2 separate regions of the Homo sapiens genome follow, and region 2 is linked to region 1. Evidence: read pairs that join two places in POLR2A ChIA-PET (ENCODE). Cell type or tissue: GM12878. All regions are shown on one strand.

Region 1 (5,000 bases):
CTATAATCCCAGCTACTTGGGAGGCTGACGCAGGAGAATCATTTGAACCTGGGAGGTGGAGGTTGCAGTGAGCCGAAATCGCGCCACTGCACTCCAGCCTGGGCAAGAGAGTGAGACTCCATCTCAAATAATAATAATAATAATTATTATTATTATTATCATATAAGGTAAATATTTGATGATAAATATAGGTCAATATAACCTGCTATGAAAGCATCCTGAATATCTCAAAATTAAAGAAAACTGATTTTGATACAATTAAAAAATGCCTTTCTTAGCCTCCCCTTATCTAATCAAAAGGAAGAAAGAATAAAAAGTCTCTACAGCACATAGAATCAGATTTCTTATATAATTTCTTATATAATCACTTTCAAATGGTTCATTCTGTAATTTTAGAAAACTTTATATCAGGCCAAACAATTTAAAAGCATATTTAAAAATTATTTATTTTGGCTAATTTCTATTGGTTTAATGTTCTTAACTTGGGTCTTCTTCCAAGCCATTCAAGTACAATAAATTTATGGACTACAGGAAGAAGTCCTACCCAAGAAATCGGAACCAGGAGGTGCACCAGCCACAAGGACAGGCCTCCATGATGGCAGACGCAGAAGAGGCTCAAAGGGCAGAGGCAAAACTACTTCCTTTTTATTATCTTGCCGGGTGGCTAAAAATGTAAAGTTCTACATGCTATTATTTCCTCACAACAGGCATATACATTGCTCTGGCATTTCTTCAGCCTGATTTTTCTAGAACATTGTTTCTCAGCCTTGGTTCTACTGATATTTTGGCCCACATAATTGTTATGGGGAGCTTTTGGGTGCATTGTGGGATGCTTTGAAGCATCTCTGTCTTCTACCCACTAGATACCAGCAGCAAACCCCTCCCAGTTTGCTAAAATTGTCTTTGGATATTACCAAATGTCTCTTGCGGGCAGGGCAAAACTGCCCCCAGTTGAGAGCCATGTTCTCGAGCACTGGTTCTTAAATTGGCTACATGTTGGAAGCATCTGAGGAGGTTTTAAAAATACTGATACCTGAGTCTCACCCTCAGAGATTTTGACTTAATTAGTCTGGAGTAGGCCTGAGGCACCTGGATTTTTGAAAGAGATTCTAATGTGCAGCCAAGTGTGAGAATCTCTGCCTTAGAGTTTATCAATACCATCAAGTAAGTCATTTAATCAATTTAACCCAACTCAAAAATGCATTGTATCTCTCCACACTAGGGTCTTCTTTATCTTGGTACCAGAATCAACATGATTAGGGGACATAGAAAGAAGTGGAGAAGGCCAGGTGTGACGGCTCACGCCTGTAATCCTAGCACTTTGGGAGGTCGAGATGCGAGGATCACTTGAACCCAGGGGTTCGAAAAGAGCCTAGGCAACATGGCGAAACCGTTTCTTACAAAAAATATGAAACTTAGCTGGGCATGGTGACACATACCTGTGGTTCCAGCTACTCAGGAGACTGAGGTGGGAGGATCGCTTGAGCCCAGGAGTTAGAGGCTGCAGTGAGCTATGATCTCACCACTGCACTTCAGCCTGGGTGACACAGGAAGATCCTGTCTCAAAAAAAAAAAAAAAAAAGTGGAAGAACTAGAAAAAGGTCAACTGTAGTTCTAATCTGCAAAGTTCTTTACCCTTTTAGGTGAACAGGAACTAGTGCATAAAAATTTATTTCAGCTTTAACATTGCAACTAAAAACACTCCAGTTTTGGAGATTTAGAAAATAAGCCTCACAGGTAGGAAGACAGAATTACTTCCTCACATGGTAAAATGCCAGCTCTACAATGAAGAAACTCTGGAGCTGCCATCTCTTTAATGGGCACCATTAAACCAGCCTCAGAGAAATGCCAAGTTCATTTAAAATAATAAACAAATCTGTGTGTGTGAAGACACCCAGAGGACCCACACAGGAACTGCAATCAAGACTTCTGTGTGTGTGGGTGGTGGAGGTGGGGTTCATCTTCAGATAGACGACACTACCAGGAACCTGTCAGGAGCTGACAGCAAAGCTTGATTCCTGTAAAAAAGCTCCAAGGTCATGAACAGCCCACATGCTTCCCTCCTGTCCATTACACCTCGGGGTCTTCTGCCAGCTTCCTCAGTGTGTTCAACAACACTGGGCCTGACTCCAACTTCTGCAGACAGTGGCACAGCACTGCCCCTGAAAGGCACTGTTCCCCTGGGAGCTAGACTGTGGCTACAGTATTCTCATCAAATGTGTGCCAATCTACTGGTTATGCCAACACACATTGTCTGTTGTTTTTTTGATAAGAAAAAAGTAAGGAGACACACACATGCATACACACATAATAAGGATTCTTCTCCCATTTCAGGAATAAGAATTATCAGTAACTTATGGCCAGGTGAGATGGCTAATACCTGTAATCCCAGCACTTTGGGAGGCCAAGATAGGTGGATCATTTGAGGTCAGGGGTTCAAGACCAGCCTGGCCAACATGGTGAAACCCTGTCCCTACTAAAAATACAAAAAATAAGCTGGGCCTGGTGGCGGGCACCTGTAGTCCCAGCTACTCAGGAGGCTGAAGCAGGAGAATGGTGAGAACCCCGGAGGCGGAGCTTGTAGTGAGCTGAGATCGCACCACTGCACTCCAGCCTGGGCAACAAAGAGAGACTCCATCTCGAAAAACAAAACACAAAACAAAACAAAACAAAAAACCACACACACACAAAAATTAGCCGGGCGTAGTGGTGAGTGCCTGTGATCCCAGCTACTGGGGAGGCTGAAGCAGCAGAACTGCTTGAACCCGGGAGGTGGAGGCTGCAGTAAGCCGAAATCATGCCACTGCACTCCAGCCTAGGTGACAGAAAATAATGAAAAAAAATAAATAATTGGTAACTTGTAGTAAGTGGTTAGGATGAGTACAGTACTTTACTATGCGCCATACATGCTTTAATCTTACTAACTCCTGACAGCACTGAAAAGCAGGTCCTATTAATGTCCTCATTTTATAGATAAAGTAATTGAGGCTTATGCAGTCTTAAGAAATTTATCCAAGGCAAAGCCAGGACCTGGACCTATTTCTCTCTGGCTCCAAAGCTGATGCTTTTAACCACTACACAGTACTGTCTCTCTGGTTCTCAAAAACAAAAAAACAAATCCCAATCAGTGATATGAACTCAACTCTACCACCTGTGAGTGTTTCAAGTTCTTACTGATTTGGGTTGGACAAGGTTAGAAGAAAAGTTTGTGGATATGGAGAGGATGCATGATACACAAATTTTGTTCCAGACTCCATCAACAAGACCACAGGGCACCGTGTATGTCTTTGAATCTGTCTGTTTTTGTGTGTGTGTGCATGTGTATATGACAGAGAGAGGAAACATTTCACAGAACATATGAACATATCCGGGAAAACCTGGTCTTACCACTAGTTTGTAAGTTCCAAGAGGACAGGGACTATTTCTATCAGCATTTATTCAGTCAGCAACTAATACTGAGTGCTTACCACTGGCCAGACCCTGTCCCATGTGCTGGAGATTCACAAATGAACAAAACAGACGACAGACATGGTTTTTTTGTTTGTTTGTTTGTTTGTTTGTTTGTTTGTTTTTAGAGACAGCATCTCGCTATATTGCCTAGGCTAGATGCGAATTCCTGGGCTCAAGTAATCCTCCTGCCTCAGCCACCCAAGTAGCTGGGATTGTAATGCCAGGCATGTGTCATGACACAGGTCATTCTTAACCAGTAATTATGCTGCCTCTACTAGATTTTATGCTAGTTGCATTTACTCTGTCTATAGCAAGGAAAACTAACTTAATTTTGTTTGTCCCTTTAACCTCAAAACCCACACATGAATGCCTAGTGAATAATAAGCACTTTAATATTTGCTGAATAAATGAATTGGTCAGCAGCATACACTTTAGCACTTAATTCAAAAGCTAAGTGAGATGCAAAATGTTTCATGTGCTTGAGCCTTGTTGCTCCAGCTAGTGTATAAACTTCTTAAGCACAAGGATCACATTATGTTTATATGTACCAAATAAAAGCATTCCATCTTAAGGCTGCTTCACAACATACCAGTCCCAGAATTTAAAATAAGCACACATAATTTGTACTTCCATGAAATTATTAAAGGTACTGACAATTCTATTAATAAACATCATTTGTTAAAAAGGAGGCTATCATATTTTGGCAAGTACTAAACTTTAGCAAATGCATATCTTCCCTGTTGTAGGGCATCTTTAAAATAAAAGAAAATGTCAAAGCCCGTGCCTATTATGAGACCCTTAGGAACAGTATAACATCTCTGGATTTGGGGGTTTGGCAGCTCTGGCAATGGTGGTCTCAAGAAAGTGAAAGCAAAACCTACTCCCCTTCCTTCTCTCCCTCCACCCTGGCCCCCAAAGCCTCATGTTTCATTACAAGCTGAGTGCCCTCAGACTTCCAAGTACCTTTAAGGTTTCTGTAAAACTCCTTTGAGCTTGTGGCAGATTTCAAAAAGTGGGCTTTTAAAATAAGCAGAAGAATTTTCTTTGGAGCTGTTAAGTAGTCTTGAACTCAAATATAGATTCTTGGCTTTGAACTAATTATCTATAACAAAAATGACAAATACGAAGCTGACCACTCTTACCCAATTGTTCTGGAAATTTCTGAAGCACTGTCAACCATTTTCACTGCATATAATATCTTCTCAGTGTAATTCTTCCCCATCTTCATTGAGGTTCTTTTAATATAATTTAACCCTTCTTAATATTAAGCCAAGTAAGGATTATAATAATAATCAAAACAAGTATTTGTCCCGGTTTTTATTAGATAGCCTATTTTCCCAAGTACAGATTATCCTAGTGAACTTCATTTTCCCTTTTAAAAATGTACATTCTATTCAGAATCTACAGAACTTTTAATTACCACATTTGCCTATTCTGCATGATCTGAGAGCTAACCTCTGCCCTTTGGTATTCTTTCACTGTAGTTACCCAACATTTTCCTTCTGAATGTAGATCTTCATATTCTTTTTTTTTTTTTTTTTTTTTTGTAT
Region 2 (5,000 bases), 330 kb after region 1:
AGGTGCTCCTAACCCTAAGTTTGTATGGTGGAGATGAGGAAAAGATCTGGGAAATCTTGGAAGTGACATGTAAGCTGAGACTGAAGGACATAACGAAATATTTAATCTGGATTCTAATATTTAGGATTAATTAGGGAAGAGACTGGCTGAGGAGAGGGCTTGAGGGAGGAAAAAGTGAGCTCTGGTTGAGGAAACAGTATGTACGAGAGTTTAGTGTATAGAATATATAGTGTATTTGGGGAGTTTGGGAGAAGGGAGGGAGTGGTGAGAGACGAGGCTGCAGAGATTAGTGGTGGTTGCCCCAGGAAGGGCAAAATAAACTATGTCAGGGAGTTTGGGCCTAATGCTCTATAACCCAACAAGCCAGCCACTGTAATATTTTTATATTTGAAAGGTGGTGACAAGTTTGACTTTTGTACATGACTTTTGCTGTATAATTTATACTTTTTTATTTTATAAAAAAAGCAACTGGATGGTGATAAAAGGGTACAAGCTTGACTGGGAAGAATTAGGGCCTCATTCCAGAAATATTTTAGGCATCTTAATTATACTTTTATATCTTCTGTAGTTACTGCTATGCATTTGAGGATGAGTCATAAACCACTTGCAAATCATTGGTCATAGGAATAATGGAATAATGTCTAAAAACAGCATGTTTTAAAACCTGTTTAAGGGAAGAAACAGCAGGGAGAGCATGCACACAAACTGAATCAGATAGACCCTGAGATGGAAGTTTTTGTCTCTCCAGTGTTTTCTTTTCAAAAGTAACAAGCTGTAAGAATTATAATACACCATATCTATGTATTTAACACCCATTTACTAAACACCAGCCATCTGCCAGGCACATACTAGGCCTAGATATTTTATATATGATAATATTTTATTTAGTTCTTGTAACAAACTTTTAGATTGCTGCTTTTTTTTTTTTTTTGAAACGGAGTCTTGCTCTGTCACCCAGGCTGGATTGCAGTGGCGCAATCTCAGCTCACTGCAACCTCTGCCTCCCAGGTTCAAACCATTCTCCTGCTTCAGCCTCCAGAGTAGCTGGGACTACAGGTGCCTGCCACCACGCCTGGCTAAGTTTTGTATTTTTTTTTTTTTGAGATGGAGTTTTTGCTCTTGTTGCCCAGGCTGCAGTGCAATGGCATGATCTTGGCTGACCGCAACCTCTGCCACCCAGGTTCAAGCGATCCTCCTGCCTCAGCCTCCTGAGTAGCTGGGATTACAGGCATGCATCACCACCACGCCTCACTAATTTTGTATTTTTAGTAGAGATGGGGCTTCTCCATGTTGGTCAGGCTGGTCTCGAGCTTCCAACCTCAGGTGATCCGCCTGCCTTGGCCTCCCAAAGTGCTGGGATTACAGGCGTGAGCCACTGCGCCCAGCCTAGGTTTTGTATTGTTAGTAGAAGCAGGTTTTCTGCCCTGTTGGTCAGGCTGGTCTCGAACTCCTGACCTCAGGTGAGCCGCCTGCTTCAGCCTCCCAAGGTACTGGGATTACAGGTGAGAGCCACCGCGCCCAGCTACTGTTTGCTTTTAAATGATGAGGAAATACAGGTAACAGGCAGGTAGCAGAATTGGGTCTCTAGCTCCAGTCCACTTGGTTCCCTAGCTCATGCAAGTACTTGATCTCACTCCAGGCTCCTTGCTGAAGAAGCGTTAAGATTTTGTTTGCACAGTAGGTATTATCACCAGTTGAAATGGCATCACTAAGTCTGCAAGATTTTCAGACTTTTTAAGTTAGTAACAGGATGCTGAGTTTTGGTATTTTCTCTGGCTTTTTAATTCCACATATCATTACCTTTTCCTTATTCTTTAGGCTTGGATATTCTGGAGGAAAAAGTGATGGGAGGAACATCATAAGAGAGAGAGAGAGAGAGAAAATGGGGAAAGGAGAGAGAGAAGGGAAGAGTGCAGGTGTTTAAGAAGAATGCACGAGCCACAAACTGGCACTCTACAGATGTTTTGCTTTGAACTGTGTTTTATCAGCTTTTAAATTAGTTGTTAATAGTTCAAAATCAAGATGTTTCATATAAAAATCCAGATTTCTGGCTTTTGTGACAGTGGGAAGATCTGACAGCTTCAGAGACCACCTTCCTGAGCAGCAGTTGGTTAAGCTCAGTATTATTGGCTGTGCCCGTATATTGGGCATGATCTCTCCAGGTCACTGTAGCTCCCAGTCGTTCCTGCTTAACTCATTTGTGGTTAACTGCTGGCCCCCTATAGGCATTTATGTTTTGATTCTGGGTCTCCTGTACATCATTGTGGTTGTCTGACTGAGCAACTGGTAAATCAGTCTTCAAATTTGGTGGGAAAAGTGAAAAATGGTAATTCCTAGGGTAGTTAATGTAGAATAACTGAAACTGTTGAATCAGTATCAGCACTTAGAAAATAAACTATTTTGGGCCAGGCACAGTGGCTCATGCCTGTAGTCCCAGCACTTTGGGAGGCTGAGGCGGATGGATCACAAGGTCAGAGGAGATCGAGACCAGCCTGACCAGCATGGTGAAACCCTGTCTCTACTAAAAATACTAAAATTAGCCGGGCGTGGTGGTGAGTGCCTGTAATCCCAGCTACTTGGGAGGCTGAGGCAGGAGAATCGCTTGAACTTGGGAGGCGGAGGTTGCAGTGAGCCAAGATTGCTCCACTGCACTCCAGCCTCGGCGACAGAGCGAAACTCCGTCTCAAAAAAAAAAAAAAAAAAAAGAAAACAAACTATTTTGGTAAATTTAAAATCAGCTAGATTATTGATAACTTTTAGGGTAAAAATTTGGGTATTCTGAAGTTTAATTTTTGTATATATCAAAGATATATTCTCAAGAGAAAATTATTATATTAGTTTGTTCTTTCCTGTTAGTATAGAAAATATGTTTATTCTTTGAAATAGTTTATTCATAATATATGTGGAAAGCTAACTGATTTACAAATCATTGTGCAGGCTAATTGTATGTCCAAAGTTAAGCAATGATATATGTCAAGAGGGAATTTTTTCATAACCTTAATTAAGTCTTCAAAGAGGAATGGCCAGTTTTAAAAACCACATTAGAGCTTTCTAAGTGTTTGATTTATTTTCCCTAGGAAAAATAGGAATTATATTTTTACCCTCCGATAGGTAGAAGTTTTCTTCAAAGACTGTAAAAGCACATTAATTCCTTGAGTTCATTTTCCCAAAATTAATAATTCATAGTTTCTATTAGTGCTTATGTAGTCAGATAATATATTCAGAAATAGTCTAGCCTAAAATTTGGTATCACTTAAAAAGAGTTCACTGGCTACAAAGTACTTTTACATTTTTGTTTAATACATGAGACAACCTTACTATTTAAATAGTGTTATTCTCTTTTATAGACTCTTTAGGTCAGATGACTAATAAGAGGCAGAGCTGCTTTAGCTTTCATATTTTTATTGCTACACCACATAATAATGAATTATTGCTACACCACATAATAATGAACAGTATGACTGCATTTGTTTTTCTTGCATGTAGTAAGTATTTACATGAGGTGTTTCTCTGCCTTCTTCTAATCTAAAGATTCTTTTCCTTTACCTTTGGCCATGGGTATTTTTAATTATTTTGAGGTAAGCAATTTTTAAATTATTGTATTTCTTAAAGTCAAGCCTGTATCTCCTGAATTCTTTGTCTGTCTGTGATGAGATTCTCATTTCTATTGCTGGCTTTTCACTTTTATGTTAGAAAGGCAGATTCGGGGAGGCTGAGGTGGGAGGATCACTTGAGCCCAGGAGTTCGAGGCTGTAGTAAGGTAAGAAGGTGCCACTGTGCTCTTGCCTGGGTGACAGAGTAAGACCCCATCTCTTAGAGAGAGGGAGGGGTTGGATTTTTTTTTTCTGCTGAGTTTATTGTTTGTTTGCTTGTTTTTCATTTTTCACTATTGGAAACCTAGTTGAAAAGGTATGTATTGAGCCTGTTGACCTTGCAAAGGGTAGAGAAATTGACCTGATAGAAATGTCTCTGATCTGTTTATGTAGACAAGTTATTTGGCAGTCTAATTCTTTTTTCAAAAATTGTGGTAACATTTGCATAACGTAATATTTATCATTTTAATCATTTAAGTGTACAGTTTAGTGACATTAAATATATAATGTGTGTAGCCATCACCACGATGTAAATGGTATAAACCCCAAACCTTTTCATCATCCCAACATAAACTCTGTCCATTACACTGTAATTTCCTATTTTTCCCTCCCCTGAGACCCTGGTAACCTCTATTCTACTTTTTGTTTCTATGAATTTACTTATTCTAGATTTAAGTGGAATCATATATTTGTCTATCTGTGTCTGGCTAATTTCACCGAGTATAATGTTTTCAAGGTCCATCCATGTTGTAGCAAATGAATGAAAATTTCACTGAATTCTGTGGCTGAATTTTATGTGTATAACCACATTTTGTTGATCTATTATCCATTCATCTGTTGATGAATGCTTGGGTTGTTTTTACATTTTGGCTATTGTCAATAATGATGCAATGAACATTGGTATACAAATAATCTGTTCTAGTTCCTACTCTCAGTTTTTGTTTTAAATATATATTTTAGGTTGGTGCAAAAGTAATTGTGGTTTTTGCCATTACTGTCTAGGAGTGGAATAGCTGGGTCATATGGTTTTATGTTTAACTTTTTGAGGAATTGTCAAGCTATTTTCCACAGTAGCTGCACCACCTACATTCCCACCAGCAGTGTATGAGCTTTCTGTTTTTTCCACATTCCTGCCAACACTTACTATTATCCATTTTATTATGCCCATCTTAGGAGGCATGAAGTGATATTTCATTGTGGTTTTGATTTGTATTTTGCTGACTAATAATGTTGAACATCTTCTCATGTGCTTTTTGGCCATTTGCATATCTTCTTTGGAAAAATGTCTATTCAAGTCCTTTTGGTAGGCGAATTGCAAGTGGACAAGTTAGCCTGTCACAGTTTCATGGACACTGGCAAAAGACATGAAATTCCTGGGCCAAAGACAAAGGACTTTATTACTCAAGG

Evidence for each region. Peaks named below come from ENCODE experiments on the same cell type or tissue, not always from the same donor. Only the 100,000 strongest peaks of a DNase experiment are listed, where the experiment ranks them.
Region 2: POLR2A ChIA-PET joins it to region 1 with 5 read pairs; 6 of 35 experiments call an interaction of 5 or more read pairs at or near these places.

The regions. Positions count from the first base shown.
Region 1 is chr5:119,312,742-119,317,741 of GRCh38, reverse strand. It overlaps a transcript of TNFAIP8 not described here. Among named protein-coding and RNA genes, the nearest start is that of TNFAIP8, 41 kb to the left of the region's middle. In GM12878, a CTCF peak has its summit at 1,902; a DNase peak (open chromatin) is centred at 2,031; H3K27ac peaks cover 3,316 bases.
Region 2 is chr5:118,980,392-118,985,391 of GRCh38, reverse strand. The region is part of intron 1 of DTWD2 (DTW motif tRNA-uridine aminocarboxypropyltransferase 2); the gene reads left to right. Among named protein-coding and RNA genes, the nearest start is that of DTWD2, 5.7 kb to the left of the region's middle. In GM12878, no CTCF peak of the experiment used is centred here; no DNase peak of the experiment used is centred here.